2 separate regions of the Homo sapiens genome follow, and region 1 is linked to region 2. The links are chromatin contacts, found by Hi-C in ENCODE. All regions are on one chromosome and are shown on one strand. The core of a region is the stretch at or near the end of the contact, and the rest is flanking DNA. Distances in the headings are between cores, read along the strand shown.

Region 1 (5,754 bases), core at 1,682-4,181, 600 kb before region 2:
TCCTCAGTCTTTATCCTCTAGCACCAGAACATTTTTATTTCATATCCCTATCCCACTCAGCCTCCATTTACAGAAGATATTTGATAAACCTATTTCTTTTAGTCTGATATGGGGAAAGGGTGCCAATGCTTCTGCTTACAGTTAACTTATTTGATTAAAAAATATATGCTCTCTAAAGAAAGTATAATAGAGCAACTTGTTTTTCATAATTGGTATTCTATGTAATGTGATCTGCAGGATTTTGATTAGATAAGTTCCAGCTTCCTTCACATCATGTAAGAGAGTCTGTTGGTAGATCATCTATGTTATCCTACCATTTTTATTTATCATATTGATATTTTTGCTATGTAGCTATCATCTTAGGAAACATTTTACTCTCATTTTTGACATTTAAAAAATCTGATTCCATTACATTTTGTTAACTAACAAAAATCTGTTCTTTTGTCTTTGTAGAACAAATTAGACATTTTTATAAGGGCAATTCTTATTCCCTTTCTTTGCTTTCCAATAGCTAGTTTTGTCACTTAACATTGGTGACATGCCTGACTTCGGCTTGAGCTGCTTCTTCCACATTTGGCCTAACACTTTTGAGTCTTCCATCCGGTAGATTTATCTGACATCTATCATAGTGGCCTCCTGACAGCACCTTTACAACACTATTACTGTAAAACTCAATTATATATACTTTATATCCTATCATTCTTACAACTATAACAATCTTCTAAAAATTTGACTTTCTAGCCTCAGCATAGACACTCTGGATCCTGATAGAAAACACTATAATTGTTGTGTCAACTAGAACATACATAAGATTGTCATCAACTCTGTAGCTATAAGACAACTCATATTGATCTGACACTTTATCTTTCCTCCATCATCTCCCTAGTTTCTCAAACCCTTCTGAGACCTACACGTGGTGACTAGCATTATTGCTTACAACCTCTTGGAGGCATAGAAAGATTAAGTGGCTCATGAATCACTCAGCAAACCTGGAACTCATTAATTCTCCTGTGTTCTAAACAAAAAGTCTTAACTGTGCTATCTTTATACTATCACACCTCATATGAGACAAGTCATGCTTCATGTATGAGAATAAATTTCAGGTCCTAAAACACTCATGCCTTCTCAAAGCTATATGCCCTACAATTACAACTCCAGCAAAGCAGTATCTTTAAGCCTCTGCTCAAAGTCTGCCAATGGGGCCACATCTATTTTTCAGATTATTACTTTAACTCCTTACATCATCTTCCTACCTCTACCTTAACTTATTTGTTGACTACTTTACCCTCACACAATCTACTGTCACTCCACTGGCTTCCTTGAGGTTCTTTAAACATGCCAGGCATAGTCCAAACTCAAGGCCATTGTACTGGCTGTTTTCTCTGCCTGGGTCTTTTTTTTTTTTTTTTTTCCAAGATTTTTGGTCTTCAGATATTCAAATGTCATCTTCTCAATGAAGCCAGTCTTGACTATTTCCTTTAAAATCATAACAACTGTTCCCCCACTTTAATTCTCTATGCCTTCCTTTTGTTCATAGCACATGTCATCTTTAATATGCTGTTATTTACTTGTTATGCTTGTTATGCATCATCTGTTTCCGTCAACTAGAAGGTAAGCTTCTCAATTGTAGGAATTGTCTGTTTTGTTTGTTGCTGTATCCACAGCACAATAAATATCAGTTGAATTAATGAATATACATTCTGCCAGTCTCTCTATAGGTTTGCAGACACCAACTATCCCTTCAAACTAGGCATTAGGATATTGTCTGTCTTTCCTAATGGAGAAGGTTAATAATCCTAGGGCTCCCTCAGAGGAAAAGGTGGCAGAACAATAGGCTCACTTTTGCACCTGGAGGGTAATCCAATTAAAAAACCCACCATATTCTAGAATAGAATATAGTTTAATAAAACATTTTGAAAATAAAAGCTTCCTGGTCAGCATTACTTTTATCAGCTGATATGTCTCTATAATGTAGCTCTTCTTTTCAGCTTTGAAATTGTAAAATACTCTTCCCTGGCTACAAGTCTGAGAAAAATAGTATCTAATTGCTATTTCTCTTTAGAGTGATCAAGCTACAGGGAAATTCACTTGTTAGCATTCTACTTTTACATTACTCTATAACTAGAAATATTTTTAATTTACAGGGCTATTTTACAAATGTCTTTCTCTCATTAGATATATTAATATATATGTATATTCATTTGGTATATGTGCGTGCGTGTCTGTGTGTTTTTGGTGAATTTGTGATTTAAAACTTTAGTGTTTGTTTCAGTGCCTGGGAGAATGTTTTAATTGTTTTCCTCCTAAAAGGATGCAAACTGTGTTCAGAGAGGTGGTGCCTCACTTATTCTACAAGATGCAGTGTTCAGGGTCTACTAACCATCATAGAATAGGATTTCTGATCAACCCGGAGAGTGATTACTTCACAACAGGTGGGATATATTTTAAGGCCTCTTTGCTTCTTTTTTGGAGTTGAAGAAGAGTGGGTAAAAAAAGATGGCCCCTTAGATGTTATCTGAACAAGCTCAATCTAAAAGATTTCTCCATTTTATCATTTTATTTCCTTAAAACATCGGCTGGACACAAAGGGAACTTCATTTGGTGCAAATTGCCTAGAGAAGATGTTAATTGAGGACAGTGGTATTGTGTAGCAGTTCACTGGCTCTATCAGAGGTTCAAATTTGTTGATTTACTTGGAAAATTAGAAATGGGAAGGTTGGTTTTTGGATAAGCACTTTTCAGGATTTGCGTTGAGCACTGAAAATGGAAGCAAGGAAGTCAAAGAATAAGTAGAGGACAAAAGATATAGACATATCTCAGGAAAACTATCTGGTTACAAGTGACTTGCTAATTTTCTGAGTACTATCTTTGTGTTCTTCCTGAAGTCTATTATCAAGTAAACAAAATGGGAACTGACTCATTCTGGTGTTTCATAAAGCTTAAGAACAAATCTCTCTCTTCCCTTCTCTCTCACTTCCTCCTGTTATAGACCACAGGCTTTTGGTCACACTCCTTCTCTTTCTCTTTTGTAAGCTAACAAGAAAATTGACTTTATTTCAAGATGTAGAGTCAAGTGGAGTAACAGCACTCTCTGAGATAAGCATTAGGTGTTCTTTCAGGCTGTTTCACAGTACATCTCATTTTCTTGAAAAGTCAGGTTAAATTAGCTAAATAACAATAAGGGGAATGCCCTCAGTTTGAAAGTCAATTGTAGTGATCCTGAAGCATTTTTACAAGGGTAATGAATTAGGAGAGATGTTGGATTTACTCCCTAAAACATCACATTGTTTTTACAAAATAGACTTTGTAAAAGTCTGGTGTGCTGGGCTAACAAATACGCCTTCTTGTGAGTTTCTATATGAGCAATATGAGATGACCATATTCAGGGGTTATGTGGAGGGAGGGAGTTAGAAAGGCTTGGGAGAGGGCAATCCTTTCCTATGGTGCCTGAAAATAAACACGATTCTTTGTTTTTGAGTAAGGACTGGCAGAGCTGTTTTGTGGAGTTCAGATAGTAGACTTTTTAGGCTTTACTGGTCTTATTGTTAGAGGTGGTGAGTATCCGAGCTACTAGCAGCGAATCCGTAGGGGTCTGCAGCAACCTCAATTCTTGTCTCCTCAGAAGAAAGAATTTGACTGTGGGGCATAAGGCAGAAAAAGAGATGGAGCCAAGTTTTAGAGTAGGAGTGAAAGTTTATTAAAAAGCTTTAGAGCAGGAATGAAAAGAAAAGTAGAGTACACCTGGAAGAGGGCCAAGAAGGCATCTTGGAGTACAAGTGTGGGGTTTGACCTTTGACTTGGGGTTTTATATGCTGGCATACTTCCAGAATCTCGCATCCCATTTCCCTTGATTATTCCCTTAGTGTGAGCTGCTCGCATGTGTGGTGGCCAGCTAGCACTTGGGAAGTGAGCATGTGCAGTGTGTTTACTGGAGTTGTATGGATGCTCACCTGAGCCATTCTCCCCTTTTCCAGTGGAATGCCCCCAGAAGCTCATATACCAGTTAAACTTTGCCATTTTGCTTCTTAATGGCATGCTCGAGCCCACTTGCCCAATTCCTGAGATCTTACTGGTGAGAGAAAGGACTAGCTGGATTTCCTAGGCCAACTAAGAATCCCTAAGCCTAGCTGGGAAGGTGACCACATCCACCTTTAAACATGGGGCTTGCAACTTAGCTCACACCCGACCAATCAGGTAGGAAAGAGAGCTCACTAAAATGCTAATTAGGCAAAAACTGGAGGTAAAGGAATAGCCAATCACCTGTTGCCTGAGAGCACAGCGGGAGGGACAATTATCAGGATATAAACCCAAGCATTCGAGCTGGCAACGGTAACCCCCTTTGGGTCCCCTCCCTTTGTATGGGAGCTCTATCTTCACTCTATTAAATCTTGCAACTGTACTCTTCTGGTCCGTGTTTGTTACGCTTGAGCTGAGCTTTCGCTCGCCATCCACCACTGCGTCGCAGACTTCCATCACTCCAGATCTGGAAGGGTGTCCACTGTGCTCTTGATCCAGCAAGGCGCCCATTGCCGCTCCAGATGGGGCTAAAGGCTTGCCATTGTTCCTGCATGACTAAGCGCCCAGGTTCGTCCTAATCGAGCTGAACACTAGTCACTGGGTTCCACAGTTCTCTTCCGTGACCCACGGCTTCTAATAGAGCTATAACACTCACCACATGGCCCAAGATTCCATTCCTTGGAATCCGTGAGGCCAAGAACCCCCAGGTCACAGAACATGAGGCTTGCCACCATCTTGGAAGCAGCCCGCCACCATCTTGGGAACTCTGTGAGAAAGGACCCTGTGGTAACACTGGGAAAGCTGTTGATCACCAGTTTCAGGTGTTTTGATCCATTGGGAAACTGCCATTCCCTGATGGTGGCTGTGACCAAATTTATTTGAAATATCAATCAGAAAAAAGAAACAAAAATTAATATAGTACTAGATTAATATAAATAGAGAGTTTATTTGGGCCAAGTTTGAGGACTGCAACCCGTGAGACATAGATTCAAGTTGCCCTGGATATATATGCTCCATAGTAGCAGTTACAAGTGGCTTTATAGGGGAAAAAGTTTTTAAGTTGATGTAAGCTATTGACTATTGTATTAGCTTGTGAACCCAAAAGTATCTGAGACAGGTCTCAATCAATTTTGAAAGTTTATTTTTCCAAGGTTAAGAATGCACCCATAACACAGCCTCAGGAGGACCTAATGTCATATGCCCAAGTTGGTCAGGGTACAGCTTGCCTTTTTTGTTGTTGTTGTTTGAGATGGAGTCTCACTCTGTCACCCAGGCTGGAGTGCAGTAGTGCGATCTCAGCTCACTGCAACCTCCGTCTCCCCGGTTCAAGTGATTCTCCTCCCTCAGCTTCCCAAGTAGCTGGGACTACAGACATGCACCACCACGCCTGGCTAATTTTTGTATTTTTAGTAGAGATGGGGTTTCACCATATTGACCAGGATGGTCTTGATCTCTTGACCTCGCAATCTGCTCTCCTCGGCCTCCCAAAGTGCTGGGATTACAGGTGTGAGCCACTGCACCCGGCAAGCTTGCTTTTATACTTTTTAGGGAGACAGAATACATCAATACCTGTAAGATGTACATTGGTTACATATGGAAAGCAAGACAACTTGAAGTGAAGGGGCTTCCTGTTCATAGGTAGATTTCAAATATTTTCTCATTGACAATTGGTTGAAAAAGTTAAGTTATTATTTGAAGACCTGGAGACAGTAGAAAGGAATGTCTGGGTTATGATGA
Region 2 (6,062 bases), core at 2,153-4,652:
AGACCTCTGTGAGTTTTGATTTCTCCATTGAGTAATTGTGATATTCAAATGAGTCAAATATAGGCAATGTCTTTGTTTATATAAGTGTCTTGTTGATTGTAGTTACTGTATTCAAGTTAGCTATTATAATTAGTTGATAGAATTCAGTTCATTGTTTCTAAAACTTCTTATTAATCTTTGATTTGTAAGCTCTCATTGATATTAGTCTTTATTTTATTCTGAAAAACATTATCTTTCATGACTCTGATATGTAAGTTGTCTAGTCAAAAGAGATAAAGTGGAAATTATTTAACCAGCATTTACAGTTTTAAAGAAATCATGTAAAGTCCAAAGTTAATAAGACTTTAAATCAAATGATTTAGCTATATGAATTATTAGTTTTGATCTGCTATAACATTATGATTTATTTACTTGGCTACACCAGGGTTTTGCCTTGGGTTGCATTATTCTCCTTTGTAATTAAGAATGTTTGCACTGGATAAAAAACTGTATTCAAGTGCTATTTCTGCCACTTACTACCTGTGTGTCAGCAGGAAAACAAAATAAGCTGCCTCAATGTCCTCTTCTATAAAAATGAAAATGAATCCTATTTTATACGTTTCATATGAGAATAATGACATGTTTATTAACTGCTTATTACAGAAATTAATATAGTAACATAAGTAAAAATTATTGTTGTTATATTTGTTATTTAAAACATCTTAGTAATATCAAAGGGGCATTCTTTTCTTTCAAATTTATTTATTTATTATAAATTGACATCTTTTAAATTATAAAACATAGTCATGTACCACCTAACAAATTTCAGTCAATGATGGACTGCATATATAGCAGTGACACCTTAAGATTATAATATCAGATTTTTACTGTACCTTTTCTGTTAAGATGCACAGATACTTACCAATGTGTTATAATTGCCTACAGTATTCAGTACAGTGACATGTACAGGTTTGTAGCCCAAGAACAAAAGGCTAAACCATACAGCCTAGGTGTGAGGTAGACTGTACCATCTAGGTTAGTATAAGTACATGCTATGCTGTTCAGCAACAACAAAATTGCCTAATGATGCATTTCTCAGGATGTACCCCTGTTGTTGAGTGATTCATAACTGTATATAGAAGTCTAGATGGAATAAAGAGGAAGGGAAAGTGTGAGGGAAGAAAGAAAAGGAGAAAAGTCTGGTTGGAAATCTTTAACACAAGATGAAATTTCGATTTGATAGAGTAGGATGCAGGCTTGCTTTGGGAGGAGTCCATCAGGAGCCCTCTCCTTGAAGGCCTCTTCCTTCTTAAAGCAAACACAGAAATTAGACAATCTCAATAGCATGACTCACTTCCAGAAAGGTGGAGAGTAAAGCTTGAGACATTTTGACAGTCTTCGTGGCCCTAGAAGTAGGCTGAATCAGTATGCATCACGATGTGAAGGGTAGCAAAAATGCTTTCTATCTTATCATGAAATTATTTTCTTTGTAATAACAAAGGGGACCACTTCCTCCAGAGAAAATAGACCTAACCAAACTCTAGACTGAACAGATGTCCAGAAATAAATTACATCCCACACATTGTTATTACATGCACCATTTTAAAGTTAAGGGCAGTATGATGCCATTACATGGCAACTCTCATTTTAAAAAATAATAAAATTTTGTATGTGATGTCTGAAATTGAAATCACAGCATTATTCTTTTACCAAAGAAATCTCAGTTGACAAAGTTGCTTATTTTGCTGCATTTTTCCCTCATGATACAGAATACTGTTTCTCCTCATTTTAAAACCTCAATTAATTATCTTCAAATGAAAATTTTCATATTCACCATTTTAAGTGGTTTTGTTGTTTGAGTCATTCTTTTGCAAACACCATAAAAATCCCTTTACAGTCTGACATGGGCTATCAATCCTAACACCACTTCTCCTTTCAATGTAAAATCTTGTTATGCCTCTAAAGATGAGTATATCCCAGTCTTAGTAATAACTATTCCTGTTTCAGCAGAAAGTAATTCATAATAAGTATCTTAGCATTTTCCTCCTTTCCTTGGAATTGAATCATTACAAATACTGACAATTTTATTTCTTTTCTATTCTGAAAGATGAAAAATCTGGTTCAGCATATGCTCCATTGTACATTTGAGCAATCTATATCCTCTGTTCTTATGGTTAATATGAATTGCTTAATCCTGTGATTGTTTTTGTTTTCCATTTTCAAAGGAATCCTGGCAAAGCCTATGTTCATGAATTTGTACAAAATGTTTCAGACTAAGGAAAATGTCTCTAAACAAAAGCTCAAAATACATTGGTTTCTAACTCATATGACCCCCCCCAAATGATATTATACAATTTTTCAATAGTCTGAAATATATTATAAGAAATAATTCTTAGCAGTAGTTTTGCAAGTTGCTCAGGATTTTTGCTTATCCATTTTATATTTGCATGTGGCATTGACACAATTTGCTATAACATCTCCTAGGAAGTAATATATTTTTTTTAGGCATTTACTATTTGAGCTGTGAAGGTTAGTCTTAGATGTTCTTTCTCTTTTGTACTTTAAAATTTTTTTTCTAATTTTGCACAAGGTAAAAATGTTTTTAATACCCTCTATGTCTTAGACTCACCATGCAGGGGTGTCCAAGGGAGAGAGTACAGTCATGGGTTCTTAGTTTCTGTTTCTGGTTGGGCCAGTAAAACCCCTTCCTCATCCCTCCTTCCTGCTTACAATTAGACACAGAAACCAAAAATTATGGCTTCAGGCTGCTAAAAGCCTGAAACAAAACAAAATAAAAACAACAACAACAAAATAAGGCAGGTTGGACAAGCTCATGAGCATTACATATGTCACAACCTTTATAATAAATACCATTTTATTACAGAATGCAACAAAATAATTATTTGAATTATGCCTAGTAACATAATTCCAGAAAGAAATGGGTTTGGACAATTGTATATTTATGGATATATCCATTGTTCCCATTTTAAGAAGTGAACAATTATTAGTGTGTTTTTTTGAAAGGCAAAGCCAGATTTGTCATTAAATGAGACAGCTAAAAGAATGGAAGCAATACAAGCAGTCCCCAACTTATGAATGAGTTATATAACAAAATTCCTTTTAAGATGTTTTCTTTCCATTTTATAAGATGGATATTTATCGACAGTGGCCACACAAAAAAACCTGTGAAAACCCACAGCTTATGCTAAATGACAATATTTTTAGCATTGGTTATGGTGACTGTGTGAGTGAGAGGGACACAAGGAAAAACATGTTTCTCCATTTTTCCTGATACTCAGTTGACCCTGCCCAATATGTGAAAAATAACTAAAGCCAGCTTTTCACACAGCCTTCTCTCTCTTTGTCACCTTTGTTTTCTTCCTGAGGTAATGCTGTTTCCCAACTGATATTCTCTAGCTGCCTTTTCTTTAAAGTGGTTTTGGTTTCCAATTTTCTAACCCAACTTATCTCTTGATCAAAATGACTCAGTACAGCTGGTATGGGGAAATGTCTAAGAAAAAATAATTGGGCCAAAGTGTCCACACCAGCCCTGCATCTTGCATCCCCTCTGCTTCTCACTTCCCGACCCCCACACCACAATTGTTAATTTAAATAAACAAATAACTTAAGGAATTTCTGGCAGTGTGGGGTCCTGGAGTGATACATGTATAGATAGTATGGGTGAAGATATTTGGAGACAGGAACTGGGATAGGTGGGAATTCAGCCTTAAATGCAGCATCCCCTGCACTGCTCTTGAAGTGATACATTTTCTTCAATACTATACTTAGGAGCCTATAGTTTCTTTATTTTAATACATACACATTTTCCCAGTGGGTCTTGCAAAGCTTGTGATAGAAGATTTGTTAATGAGGTATGTATTAGTCTGTTCTCACACTGCTAATAAAGACATACCCAAGACTGGGTAATTTATAAAGGAAAGAGGTTTAATTGACTCACAGTTCCACATAGCTGGGGAGGCCTCACAATCATGCCAGAAGGTGAATGGGGGTCAAAGGCACATCTTACATGGCAGCAGGCAAGGGAGCACGTGCAGAGGAACTCCTTTTTATAAAACCATCAGATCTCATGAGACTTATTCACTGTCACGAGAACAGCATGGGAAAGACGCCCCCATAATTCAATGACCTCCCATTGGGTCTCTCCCACAACAGGTGGGAATTATGGGAGCTACAATTCAAGATGAAATTTGGGTGGGGACACAACCAAACCATATCAAGATGTAATAAGCTAGAGATAACTGCTTCATTTTTTCTAAAATGTAAAAGTAAATGTAAAATACATGATTATATAATATTGTTTACCTATATTTTAATTTTAATTCTTTTCAATACCTCAAATGTAAAACCATCCACTCATAAAGTAAATTTTAAGAGTTACCTCTATATGAAAGAAATCGTTATTTGTGTTAGTTATAACATTCCTTATACCTGGCCACCCAAAACAAGAAAATAATCAAGTTTTCAATTTTCAATTTTTTTATCATAACTCTGGATATAAATATAACTAAAATGTTTTCAGTAATAACTCCATGCACAATGATCAAACAAATGCTGTACTTGTTGTGGGCTGGCATCAACAATTATGAAAGTGGCTTGGTAAGGCCAGGCCAGACCTTTGTAACCAGTTATACCAGGCTACTGTTAGACAGCCCCAGATAGCCCATCCCTCTGCCTCAGGGCTTATGGAAACAGTGGATGTTGGTAACTGAACACTTACTCCCTGCTGCATGCTTCCCATGTCATTTCATTCCTGTGAAGTGCATTTTCATATCTATATTTCATAAATGAGGAGACAGATTCTGAAAGGCAAACCAACTTGCTCAAAATAACTAGCTTATATATTTTGAGCCAGATGCAGACTAAAGTCTGTGTAATGCTAAAACCTGTGCTCCTAGACATTATGCAAACTGTTTCATGGGCTTACACTGAAATAATATCTGATGAATTTCTCTTTGCATAAGAGAGTGAGCTCCACAAGTGTGGTAGGCAGAGCATCCTCCTATCTCAGAACCTGACACAGCGAAGGTGCTCAATGCTGGTTGAACCAAAGTGACAACTTGTTTATCCAGCTCTATCATAGCAGTAACTTTACTAAAAGTTCTCTGTTCCCTTACTTTTTTTCAGAAAAGTTATCCACGTCCCCAAACAAAACCTACGTCCCTGTAACAAAAAGCTTTTATTTTCAAGAGCTGTATCTTTAGCCATTTTTTTAATTGTGGTAAAATATATATAACATCAAATTTACCATTTTAACCATTTGAAAGTATACAGCTCAGTGGTATTAAGTACATTCACACTGTTGTTTGATCATCAGCATCAGCCACCCTCAGAATTTTTTCATCTTCCCAAAGTGAAACTCCGTACATATTAAACAGCAACTCCCCATTCCCCCTCCCTGCAGCCCCTGGCCATCACTATTTTACCTTCAGTCTTGATGAAACTGACTATTCTAACTACGTCATATAAGTGGAATTAAACAGTATTTTTCCTTTTGTAACTAGGTTATTTTGTATATTGTCAAGGTTTATCCTTATTGTAGCATGTGTCAAAATTTTCTTCCTAAGGCTGAATAATATTCCATTGTATGTATATATCACATTTTGTTTATCCATTTATCTGATGATTTATTGAGTAATGGAGTTGTCCAAAATGAAATCTTTTTGCCAATTCTTTGATGGAAAGATAAGATGCAAATATAGAAATGCAATGAGTTCATGATTTTTAGAACATCTCTCTTTTTATATCATAAGCCCTAAAATTAATCATGGAAAACTAGTTCAGTTTAGGCAATCAGCAAAAAAAAATAGATGGGCTTAAGATAATTTAGGATTTATGAGTTATAAATATGCCACATTTTAACTACTCAGGCTGGAATTAGCCTGTCTTCATTTGATTATCTGTTTTGATACATTGACTGTTCTTCAGAAGATTCGTGAAGTTAGGGTATTTAAAAATTGCCATTTCTCTAAAATTAAATAGAATAATAGGGAAGGGAGCATTGATTCTAAATAAGAATGCAAATTTATAGCCATCAAGTTTTCTACTACTACCATTTAACTTCT

Evidence for each region. Hi-C counts contacts between places; a loop is a spot of excess contacts on that map. Pooled maps may share reads with other maps.
Region 1: a pooled map shows a loop between it and region 2 (3-fold over the local background). The contact joins two enhancer-like sites. A Hi-C loop is called at or near these places in 3 of 37 single-sample maps with no recorded cell type and 4 of 50 pooled maps.

What each region holds. Positions count from the first base shown.
Region 1 is chr12:78,455,205-78,460,958 of GRCh38, forward strand. No RefSeq gene overlaps it. Among named protein-coding and RNA genes, the nearest start is that of LINC02424, 98 kb to the left of the region's middle. RefSeq lists a silencer at 2,972-3,021. Within about 2 kb of position 2,932, at least 2 of the 41 ENCODE cell types and tissues checked have a DNase peak (open chromatin) inside an H3K27ac peak, as active enhancers do.
Region 2 is chr12:79,055,094-79,061,155 of GRCh38, forward strand. All of the region lies in intron 3 of SYT1 (synaptotagmin 1), which reads left to right. All of the region lies in intron 3 of LOC105369863 (a long non-coding RNA gene), which reads right to left. Among named protein-coding and RNA genes, the nearest start is that of SYT1, 190 kb to the left of the region's middle. Within about 2 kb of position 3,403, at least 4 of the 41 ENCODE cell types and tissues checked have a DNase peak (open chromatin) inside an H3K27ac peak, as active enhancers do.